Regions from separate parts of the Homo sapiens genome. Here region 1 is linked to region 2. Evidence: chromatin loops called from intact Hi-C (ENCODE). Cell type or tissue: heart right ventricle. All regions are shown on one strand. Each heading gives the region's core, and the rest is flanking DNA. Links, peaks and the distances in the headings are about the cores only.

Region 1 (5,364 bases), core at 165-5,164, 110 kb after region 2:
CAGCTGGTTGGCCTGAGACCTGCTCTATGGAGAGGGTGGCCCCCACTACTCCTGCTCCAGCACGTGCTCTGCTCCTGGAAGATGGGAGGGGGCACATAGCCCCCACTCAGGGTCTGCCCCTGCCTGGCCCTGCCTGCCCTCCCCAGGCACCCTGGGGCTTGGAGCTGTACCGGCCTCTGGGTGCTTTACAGACCCTACGGCCTCCTGGGTCTGCACGCCCCAGCTTTGAACCCTGCTCTAAGCAGTGCCTTGACCTGCCCCACCTGGGACAGCCTCATCCATGTCCCCAGACCCACCCAGCTCTGTAGGGGCCACATTCCAGATTGAGAGGCTGAGCCCTAGCTTCAAGGGCTCGGAGTCAGCTCGTTCAAGCCAGCACCGCCGGCACCCCCTGCGGATCCTGCCCCCGCTGATCCTGGCCCCACCGATTCTGCCCCTGCTGCACCCGTGCCACTCTCATGCTCCAAAATGGCTTGTTTTCGTTGTTCACTTTGGGGTTCTTTGGGGCACGTTTTTAAGTACAAAATATTTCCCAAAAATATAGAGCAGCACTGTCCAGTGGAACTTTCCCGATGATGGGCACGTCCTATATCGGCCCTGTCCCATTCGGTAGCCACTGGCCACTTGAAATGGGGCCACTGTGCCTCTGGACCTGCATCTAAAGTCCATCTTTTTAAATTCACCTGCATTGAAACAGCCAAGTACGGACCGTGGCTTCCACATTGCACAGCACAGGTTTAGAGAAGGTGACTCAGAACCAGAACTAACAGATCTCACGTTTGTTAAGTTTCTGTGACATTTCCGTTTCCCCAGAAGCAACCCCTGACACAAGGACCCAAGGATGGAGAGAATGCTGGGGGGAGAGGGGCCACCGGGGAGGGGGGTAGCCATCGAGAGAGCACGTGCAGCTCCACAGCCAGGTGTGTGCCTGGAAGAACTGAAGACAGGGACTCCAACAAGTGTGTGTTCACCGAGGTTCCTAGAGCACAATTCACAGAAGCCAAAGGTGGAAGCAGCCCAGATACCCCTCAGCAGAGGAGGGTCCACACGCGGTGGTCTATCCGGACAATGGGATGTTCCTCAGCCATGCAAGGGAGCAGAGCTCTCACACAGACGACCACACGGCAGAGCCTCAGAAAAGAAGCCAGACCCGAGCCCACATGTTGTGTGATTCATCTCCATGAAATGTCCAGAACGGGCAAATCCTCCAAGACAGAAGGCAGATCTGCGGTCACCAGAGGCTGGGCGCTGGAGGGGGAATGACGGGGGTGGTAGCAGACCCACAGTCACCAGGGGCTGGGGGGCTGGAGGGGGAATAACGGCGGTGATGGCAGACCCACAGTCACCAGGGGCTGGGGGCTGGAGGGGGAATAACGGCGGTGATAGCAGATCCACAGTCATCAAGGGCTGGAGGGGGGTGATGGGACATGGTACAAAGTTCTCTTTGGAGTGATGCAAATGTTTTAGAACCGGACAGAGGTGGTGGCTGCCTCACATCATGAAGGTACTAAATGCCATGGAACTGCTTACTTTAAAATGGTTATCTTTACATTATGTGAAGCCAGTTCCCAGGGAGGGTGATGGGGAACCCTACGGTGATGCTCTGGAAAAAGGGCCCAGAATTCCCCTCCCTCTCAGGGGTAGGGAGTTGGGATATGTATTCACCAATGTCCACCTCCAGCCCCATCATGATGGTGAGGTGTGCCAGGGACACAGAGATGCAGCCACTGGGGGCTGGGCTGTTGGAGAGGGTCCCTGACAGGGGTGGGTGCAGAAACTGCTACCCCTGTTTCTTAATTCAACAGTGATAATAAAGCTGTCCAGCCCCGAAGACGTGCCTCTGTATGTCTCCCCTATCCCATCTGCCCTCCCCAGAGACCCCCATTCTCCTGGGTGCATGTTTGTCATTCATCTGTGCAGTAGACAGAATGGTGGCCTCCAAAGGTGTCCCAGTTCCTGGAACTGGGAATATGTCACCTGATTTTGCAGATGTAGTGGGGCAGTGAGTCCAGTGTAATTAATCAGGTCCTTACAACAGGGAGGCAGGGGGGTCAGAGTCAGAGAGAGAAGATGTGAGGATGGAGACCAAGGTCGGGGAGAGAAGATGCTGCTGGCCTTGACGACGAAGGGTGGGGCCAAGAGCCGAGGACCGCAGGTGGCCCATAGGTGCTGGAGGGGGACTGCTCTCCAGAGCCCTGCCCACACCTGGATTCTAGACCAGTGAGACCAATGCTGGACTTCTGACTTCCAGAGCCATAAGATAATCAATATGTGTTGTTTTAAACTACACGTTTTAAATTCACGGCGATTTGTTACGGCAGCAGTAGGTATAGCATTTGTGAAATGTATGAAATTGAATATACATATATTTCTTTCCCTGACTTTTCTCCCTCAATCATATTTGATATTCATCCATGGCAAGGTGCGCCTGGGGGCACACGGAGCCATTATCCGCGCACCTAACTGCCGTGTAATATTCTACCACGTGGATACAGCCCCATTCTTTTGTCCAGCCACCTGTTGATGAGCCTCTGAGCTGTGTCCGTTTTGTTGGCTTTATAAGCCATATTCCTATAAACATTCTCTTCTGTCTTCCTGTTATATAAACAAGGGTTTCTCTGGACTACCATGTTCTGTTATTTGTTTATTCAGCAAATAGTTCTTGTGCATCTGTGCTCTATGCTGAGTGCAAGCCGGGGCTCCACGCAGCTGGGATCCGCCACCCACACACCCGGGGCACCATCAGGCTCTTCGCGGGTCCCTCAAGTCCCCTTACCTGGCCCTACATGAGCAGGAAGCTCTTTCATCCCCACAAGCACCCTATTTACAGGGTCATCACATGAAGCTAAGAATATCCCACTCCCAGGCGGGCAGCCGAAGTCACCTGCCCAGGTAAGCCCGAGGTGGGGCTGAGCCACGACCTCGTTCTTCCCAGAGTGCAGAGCCTTCACTGGTCCTCTGCCGAGTGAACTTCCTCCTCTTCATGAGGCTGTCCCCAGCACCTAGCTGTCAGTTTGATTCCCTTTGATAGACGAGAGAGCCCTCGGGGAAGCCGGTCTTTTCTCCACTCAGGCCCGAGGCCAGAAGCTCCGCGTTTCCGACGTGCTTAGAATATGTGAGCAACTATCGAAACAGTGAGGCCATTCTTTCGTGCGTCCAAAATATCCCTACTGACCTCTGCGTCCTGCTGGGCATTCGGCTTGGGGATTACGAGGAGGGGAGCTCCTGCCCCTCCAGCCTCGAAGGCACATCCAGTCCAGAGCACACGGGGGCTGGGGGCTGATTTCAACAGGAAATGGGGGACTCACTCCAGCCCAGATGATTCAGGGACCGCTGATTTACAAAGGGAGTGTTTGCAATAGTGTGGGTGAAGGGAGCCCCAGGAGAGTGTGGTCACAGGGCTCTCACCGCAGGCCCAGGGAGGAGGGAGGCAGCACTTCCGATCCCCATGGAGTCACACCTTGGGAGAGCTGCCACCTCCATGCAGCTGCACGGCCACCCTGAGACAACCTCACAGGGAGGGCCCTGGGAACGCCCACCCTGCCTTCCCTCCTGTCACCCCGCCCGCCGGCTGAGCCTAACCTGGAATTGGAGGGGAAGGGGGCCTTTGGCACTGTCTACCCAGGACCACGTCCGGTTACAGAGCAGAGCCGAGAAAGGTGGAGGGTGGGTATGGAGGGGCCAAACAGACCCACCGGCAAATGCATCATGTGCCGTTGGAAACACTGCAGTGGCGCCTCAAAAAGCTAAACAGAACTACCAGGTAACCCAGCAATGATACTCCAGACATAGTCCCAGTGGAATTGGAAACAGGGGCTCGAGTGAATCCACACACAGGCTCCCAGCAGCCCTATTTCCAATCCCCAAAATACACCAACCACCCAAGTGGGACAGGCGAATGGATACACAAACTGTGTTCGTTCCATACAGTGGAATATTATGTGGTCATAAAAAGGAATGGGGTTCTGATTCCTGCTACGACATGAATAAGCCGATGAAAAACACCACACCACACACTATGTAATTCTATTTCTTTTTTTGCAGAGGTGGGAGCAGGGATGAAGTCTCACTCTGTCACCCAGTGCAGTGGTACAATTTCTGCTGAAGGCAACCTCCACCTCCTAGATCCAAGCGATTCTCATGCCTCAGCCTCCCCAGTAGCAGAGATTACAGGCACACACCACCATGCCTGGCTAATTTTTATGTTTTTTAGTAGAGATGGGGTTTCACCATGTTGGCCAGGCTGGTCTCAAACTCCTGACCTCAAATGATCCGCCTGCCTCAGCCTCCCAAAGTGCTGGGATTACGAGCATGAGCCACCGCATCCAGCCTATAATTCTATTTCTATGGAATATCTAAAATAGGCAAATTCACAGAGACAGAAAGTAGATTAGAGGTTACCAGGGTTGGAAGAGGGAAGAATGGGGAGTTAACTACTTAGTGGGTGTAGTTTCTCTTTGGGTTCATGACATTCGGAAAACAGATAGTGGTGGTTACACATTGCCAATGTAATTAATGCCACTGAATTATATACTTAAGATGGTTGAAATGGCAAAGGTTATTTTGGGTTTTTGTCATTGTTCTTGTTGTTGTTTGAGGAAGGGTCTCACTCCGCCACCCAGGCTGGATACAGCGGTGCAATCGCGGCTCACTGCGGCTTCAGTGTCCTGGGCTCCAGCCATCCTCCCGCCTCAGCCTCCCTAGTAGCTGGGACTACAGGCCTGTGCCACCACACCCAGCTAATTTTTTAATTTTTTTGTAGAGACAGGGTCTCACTATGTTGCCCAGGCTGGTCTCAAACTCCTGGAATGCTTAAGCGATCTTCCCACTTTCGCCTCCAAAAGCATTGGGATAACAGGCGTAAGCCATGGCCCCGGCCACAAATTGTATGTTTTATATATTTTACCACAATTTTTAAAAATAATAACATACCAAAAAACATTGAATCATACACTTTAAATGGGTGAGTTGTTTGGTATATAAAATAAATCTCAATAAAGCCATTTTAAAAAAAGAAAAAAAATACACCCAATACATTCCACCCCTTTTGCCCCTCAACCTCCATGTACTCGTGTCCTTCCTCTGGCTGAAAACTTGCTGTCCTCCACGTGCTACCATGTCATCATGGGTGGTGTCTGGACATGGCTCCTCGTGAGATGTGACAGATCAGCTACCACCAAGGCTCTTCACATCAGCGGAGTGGAAAGAGCAGAGGCGGGAAGGAAATGACAGGAGCAGAGCTGCCGCCATCCCGCTTCCGGAGCTGGCCTCGCACCCAGGTCAGCACTCCTAGCTCCTTTCTCCCAATGCAGGTTCTGCGTTCCTCTTGTCCTCTGCCACGGCCTCGGCTGGCAGGGTGACCCA
Region 2 (5,364 bases), core at 291-5,290:
CAGGTCCTGCACTGTTCCAGATGCAGCTTGGCTCAGGCTCCTATGTGGGTGCCCTCGGGAAGTGTTGGGGACTCATCCTCGCCCTCCAGCGGGGCAGCTCACTGCTCTGCACAGCCCCTACTCCACCTATCAAGGTCTATCTCCCAGGAGGTGGGATGGGGCGGTCCAGGGAGGAGGCAGGGCAGGCAGACAGGCCAGGCAGCGAGAAGGCAGGGCGGGACGGGCAGCACCAGCTGTGTTCGGCTGAGGCGTGGCGGTGGGGAGTCCAGAAATATCTGCAGGGCGGGGTGAAGAGCAGGCTCTGGCCAGCCCCGCAGGAGCAGCCCAGGAGTAACATCACTGGAGAAACCACTGTGAGCCTGGCACTGGGAGCACGCCCCTGCCTGGGGCTGCCGCACTGCTGGGTGGGCACAGCCCTGGGTAGCAACCAAAACTCCAACCCCTCCGGCAAATCTGGACCACAGCAGGGAGAGGGCTTGGGGAATTCTTGGGGCTTCTGAGCTCCTCCCACTCACTGCTCTTTTATGGGGAGAGGGAGGGAGGGGGCAGAGGATGGAAAAGGATGTCTTTCCAGCCAACTTGATTGAGTCAGAGGAAATTTAACCATTTGATACCTGTCAAGTCTCACAAAACTTGGCCGACTCTCCCCACAAATTATTGCAAAAAGCAATCACGTGACTGGAGTCAACCAATGGCGTGTAGAGGAGATGACCTCAATTTCCAAATATTGGGGTCATGTTTCATTTCCCATACTCTCCTTCCCCGTTACACTGTTCAGCAGCCCCAAATGCAATCTTACTTTTCATTCCTTCACACACTTGGCCAAAAGAAAGCAGGCAAAAGAACTGTGTTCAGAAAACCCTCAGAAAACATCTGGCAGATCCGAAGATGGAGAAGACAGCAGGCACTTGCTGGTGGCTCCCCCCCGCGCCTGCCTCTCCAGTGGACAGCCGCCCCCTCCCCGCCACGCCTGCATTTCCAGTGGACAGCCGCCCCCTCCCCCCAGCGCCTGCATCTCCAGTGGACAGCCGCCCCCTCCCCGCCACGCCTGCATCTCCAGTGGACAGCCGCCCCCTCCCCCCAGCGCCTGCATCTCCAGTGGACAGCCGCCCCCTCCCCCCAGCGCCTGCATCTCCAGTGGACAGCCGCCCCCTCCCCCCAGCGCCTGCATCTCCAGTGGACAGCCGCCCCCTTCCCCCAGTGCCTGCATCTCCAGTGGACAGCCGCCCCCTCCCCCCAGCGCCTGCATCTCCAGTGGACAGCCGCCCCCTCCCCGCCACGCCTGCATCTCCAGTGGACAGCCGCCCCCTCCCCCCAGCGCCTGCATCTCCAGTGGACAGCCGCCCCCTCTGGCCATGCTCGAAGGATGACTTCCAAATAGGTCCCACCCTGGGAGGTGGAGAGACGTTGGCAAAACTCACTAAGAAAAGTGGTCTCTCCACATGCTTCTAAAAGTCTGTTCTGACAAAAGCAAAATGTCCAACTCCATAGCCTGCTGCTCTGGGCCATCCTCACTCCCACTTCCAACGAGCCGCACTTCGATTAGCGAGGGCAACCAGAGAGGGAAAAAGACAGTGTGGAGGTGGGGAGATGGGCAGGGAGGGAAATGGAACCCCAAGCCCAGTCCGGTGCATGGTCCCCAGGCAGTGCCCTGCCCCAGCTGTCTAGGGTGACGATTCCCCTGAAGGACTCCCTCCTGAGTTTCTGGGGAAAAGTCCCCAGAGGCGCTGAGACAGGGCCTAGTCCCCCGGCAATGGCACAGTCCCTGACCACACCTTCCTTCTCCTCTCCACTTTTCTGGGGACCTCTGTTGTCCCCCACCTTCAGCTAACCCCTGGAGAAACACAAGCCCAGTTAGCCCAGGGTCAGGAGAGAGTTGGTGGCGGCCCAGGGATGAGATCCCAGGTCCTGGGAGCCAGGCCAGGCTCCTGGCTCCTCCCCCAGAGCCCCAGGGCAGCCCCCACACCCAGACTCCAGCTCATCCAGTTAGCCCAACAAGCACTGATCGTGCCAGGGAAAAAGGAAAAGAGTGTTTTAATTGACAAGCGGAACACGGACAATGATTCTTCCCACTTGTCTTCCAATCGTGAAGCAGAGAGAAGCATTCTTGCTGGCAGGCGGCGGGCTGGTCCAGACGTTCGCTGAGCCCACCGTCCCATCGCTCTGCCCGCCACTTCTCCTGACCTGGCAGCACACAGCTCTGAGCCTCCATCTCCCCGCCTGTCAATAAGGATTCGGGGGACCTTCCAGGGCTGGGGGCTCTGATGTTCGAGAGTCTGTGAAAACCCACCCCGCCACTAACTACCAAGAGCGATGCCTAGAAAAACTCCCCCGTCAGGAAGCTGCGCCAGGGAGAGTTGAACCCTCGAGAACCCAGGCAGGGACGCAGACAGTCCCCGCCTTGAAGCGCCCTCCCCGGGAAGCAAGCCTCCTTCTAAGGGCTGACCCTTGGCAGAAGGAATCCCACATCTGCATATCATCCCAACCACTCACAGCCCCGCCTGCAAGCCCATCTCTGGCTTTGCTCCACGCATCCCATCTCTCAGCAGCGAATCCAGGAAAAGCTGCCTTCCAGGGATCAAGAAGTTTGGGGGTGGGATTAGGAGCAGGGCTGTCTACCACCCTGCAGGGGTCCCCAGTGCCCCCGAACACTTAGGTGACCAAGGCTGCAGGAAACGCTGTCCCTGGGGAAAGCAGGGCGCCAGCTCAGCCTAGAGTGACAGTGCCTGGGGGAAGTTCAGTGCTGGGGGCCCAGGCTTCTGGGATTCCCCCCATCCCCAGGAGTCCCGGGATTTGAAGGGCTGTAACTCTAGGGGGCGGCCCTGCCCGGTTTGGAGCAGAGGAAGTTCTGCTGTAGGGCTGTGAGGGCCCAAGCTGGGCGCCTGTGATGTGGGACAGAGAAGGAAGGTTTTTGGGACAAAAGTTTGCCCGCCTCGTGGACAACCCCTCCTGCTGATCCAGCCCTCGGTCCTTCCTCGGCTCGCGCGACAGCCCCACCCGACCCGCCCGTCTGGGGAGGGGGCGGCGGCGCGCCCGCGGGCATTGTGTCTGCGTGTCGTCATCTCGGGGGGGCCCCCAGCAAATGGCATTCGTGGTCTTGGCCCGTGCATTCCACAGGCCAAGGAAGAAAAGTTCTGCGGGCGAAGGCGCCCGGGGATGACAGCGGCGCCCGGGCTGCGCGCGCCCCATCCCGCAGCCCCGCGCCCCGGGGCGCCCTTACCTGCGCGGCTCGGAGGCGGCGCCCACAGCAGCAGCAGCAGCAGCGGGGGCAGCAGCGGGGCGCCCGGGCGGAGCGCGCTGCGCGCTTTCCAGCGGGTATGGACGTCCATGCCGGCGGGGCGCGGGCCGGGGCGCACAGGGGCGCTCGGAGGCGCGCGGGGACGCACAGGGGCGCGGGTCACGGCCCGGGCAGCGCACTCAGCAGGGACCGCACCACTTTAGGAGGTCATGGGGACCTCGGCACCCCCCGTTCTTCTTTGTGGCGGCGGCTGTTCTGGAAGGGGCGGCTGGCGCGCTCGCCCACGGGCGGGAGGGCTCGACTTTGGCCCGCGGGGCGGCCGGGACCCCGCTGGGCTAGCTCGCCCTCGCCTCCTCCTCCTCCTCCTCCAACTCCTTCTCGCCTCCTCCTCGCCGCCGCCGCCCCGCGACCCGCTCCCCGTGGGCGCTCCGCTCGAGTGAGGTCCTGCGCCAGCCGCGGGGACGGAGAGTGCGGACCTCGCCTTCGGCGCGGAGCACTTTTTTCCCCCTTTTCCTCCCTCCCTCTCTCCTGGAAGGCAGCCGCGGAGGCTGTCGATCCCCAACGCCCGCAGCAAATCAGAGCCCGGCGCTGGGCTCGGCGAGGCCAGCCCCCGCCTCCCACTGGGCGCCGCGGGCGAGGGGGTGGGGACAGCGGGCGAGTCGCAGCGAGGAAGGGGCTGGCCCGGGGCGGAGCGGACGTGGGGCGGGCGCGGCCCCCTGTTCTTTCTCTGAGAGCCGGTAGGCGGGCGGGCCTGGGGCGGCCTCGGAGCCCAGGGGCCCACCCTGGTCCCCCCACTGTTCCCACCCCAGGTGCCCGCACCTGGCCATGCTCCAAGAACCAGTGCAGAGGGGCCCCGAGGTTTGATCACTTCGGGTTAAAAAGAAAGTTGCAGTTTACCCCGCCTAACTTTTTCTTTAACGTGGAGGAGTTCAGAGCTCCTCTTCTGGGTGGAGACTAAACTTCCCATCCAGCCAGATCAGGGCGCCCAAGACTGTGGCCTACGTGTCAACCCGGACCGAGGACCTGCCTCCTAACTGCAGATTGGCACGGGACCGAGCTGGGGTCTGACTTCCCAAGAGCTCCCGGGACCTCCATGTGCTTGGACGGGAACATCTGGGTTATTAATCAGGCGAAGTTTGGCTCTGCGGCCCCCAGGCTCTCACCCCTCACTCCTGCCCACTCCCTGGTGGCCCCTCTGCAATAAAAAGGAAACCAAAGAAGGCATCCCCTTGGGAGTGACAGCTGGCGCAGGGAGAAGGCATTCCTGATCGGCTGCTCTCGGAGAAGAGCTGGGGCCCTGATTCTCCTGCCTGGCTTCTTTAAGCCCCTCGGGGTCTCCTCCAGCAGGAGGCCCGCCAGTCTCTGGGTGGTAGGTGGGCGTCTCTCCCTCCAGCTTCCCCAGGCCTGGCCTCCCTGCACAGCCTCCTGAAGCCTGACCCACACCCCTTCCCCAAGGGCTGCAGGGCTAGTTTTTTAAAAGGAGGGAATCAGAATGAATTAAGAACGATTTGCAAACCCTGGGCCATCCCCATTCCCTTTGAACAAACAATTTAGCCAGAGATGCCAGACAGGGCTGGGACTCCCCTCTCCAGTTACATCTCCAGACTGGGCGTGAAATTCCCCAAATGCTCTTTAATTCTCACCATTCTGGAAACAGGAGGTGAGAGAGGCGTCCGAGGTTAGGTTTGCCAGGATAGCCATGGCAGGCTCCGGAGCTGGGTGATAGGTCGCTGTTGCTAACTTGGTGATGAGGCTTTTAGTCTCCATATCTGCCACATGCGCTTGCATAGATATCAAATATTTCGCAGGAAAAGAATGAGAAGCTCTTCACACACAGACGTGGGGAGGTGCTTGAGATACATTCAGTAAAGCAAATGTTAGTTCTGACCTGTTTCCTTGTTGATTTTATTTTGTTTTACAACTTGTATAAGGCATATGTGATCAGGCAAAAATGTGTGTGAGTTGTGTGCATGTGTGTGTTTGTGTGTGTGCCTGTGTGCGTGTCTGTGCGTTGGTTAACCTGCAGCCACTGGCCCTTTACTTTCCCTGTGGACTTCAATGAGTGAGAAATTCCATCAAACCCCAGACTCCGCGCCAGCCCCAGCTGTGCTTGGTCCTTGGAGTGC

What was found. A loop is a pair of places that touch in the nucleus more often than their neighbours do. Peaks named below come from ENCODE experiments on the same cell type or tissue, not always from the same donor. Only the 100,000 strongest peaks of a DNase experiment are listed, where the experiment ranks them.
Region 1: it touches region 2 in a loop (2.1-fold over the local background); 8 of 110 quality-filtered maps call a loop at or near these places.

What each region holds. Positions count from the first base shown.
Region 1 is chr9:134,532,151-134,537,514 of GRCh38, reverse strand. The region is part of intron 2 of LOC100506532 (a long non-coding RNA gene); the gene reads right to left. Among named protein-coding and RNA genes, the nearest start is that of COL5A1, 110 kb to the left of the region's middle. In heart right ventricle, for the core only: no CTCF peak of the experiment used is centred there; no DNase peak of the experiment used is centred there; H3K27me3 peaks cover 2,995 bases.
Region 2 is chr9:134,640,153-134,645,516 of GRCh38, reverse strand. It overlaps COL5A1 (collagen type V alpha 1 chain), which reads right to left and starts at 3,714. Exons shown (of 66, transcript NM_000093.5): 1 at 3,221-3,714. The coding sequence starts at 3,329. RefSeq lists enhancers at 189-773, 2,029-2,735. In heart right ventricle, for the core only: CTCF peaks have their summits at 2,813 (motif pointing right) and 3,999; DNase peaks (open chromatin) are centred at 326, 676, 2,638, 3,866 and 2 weaker places; H3K4me3 peaks cover 4,233 bases; H3K27ac peaks cover 4,271 bases; H3K27me3 peaks cover 814 bases.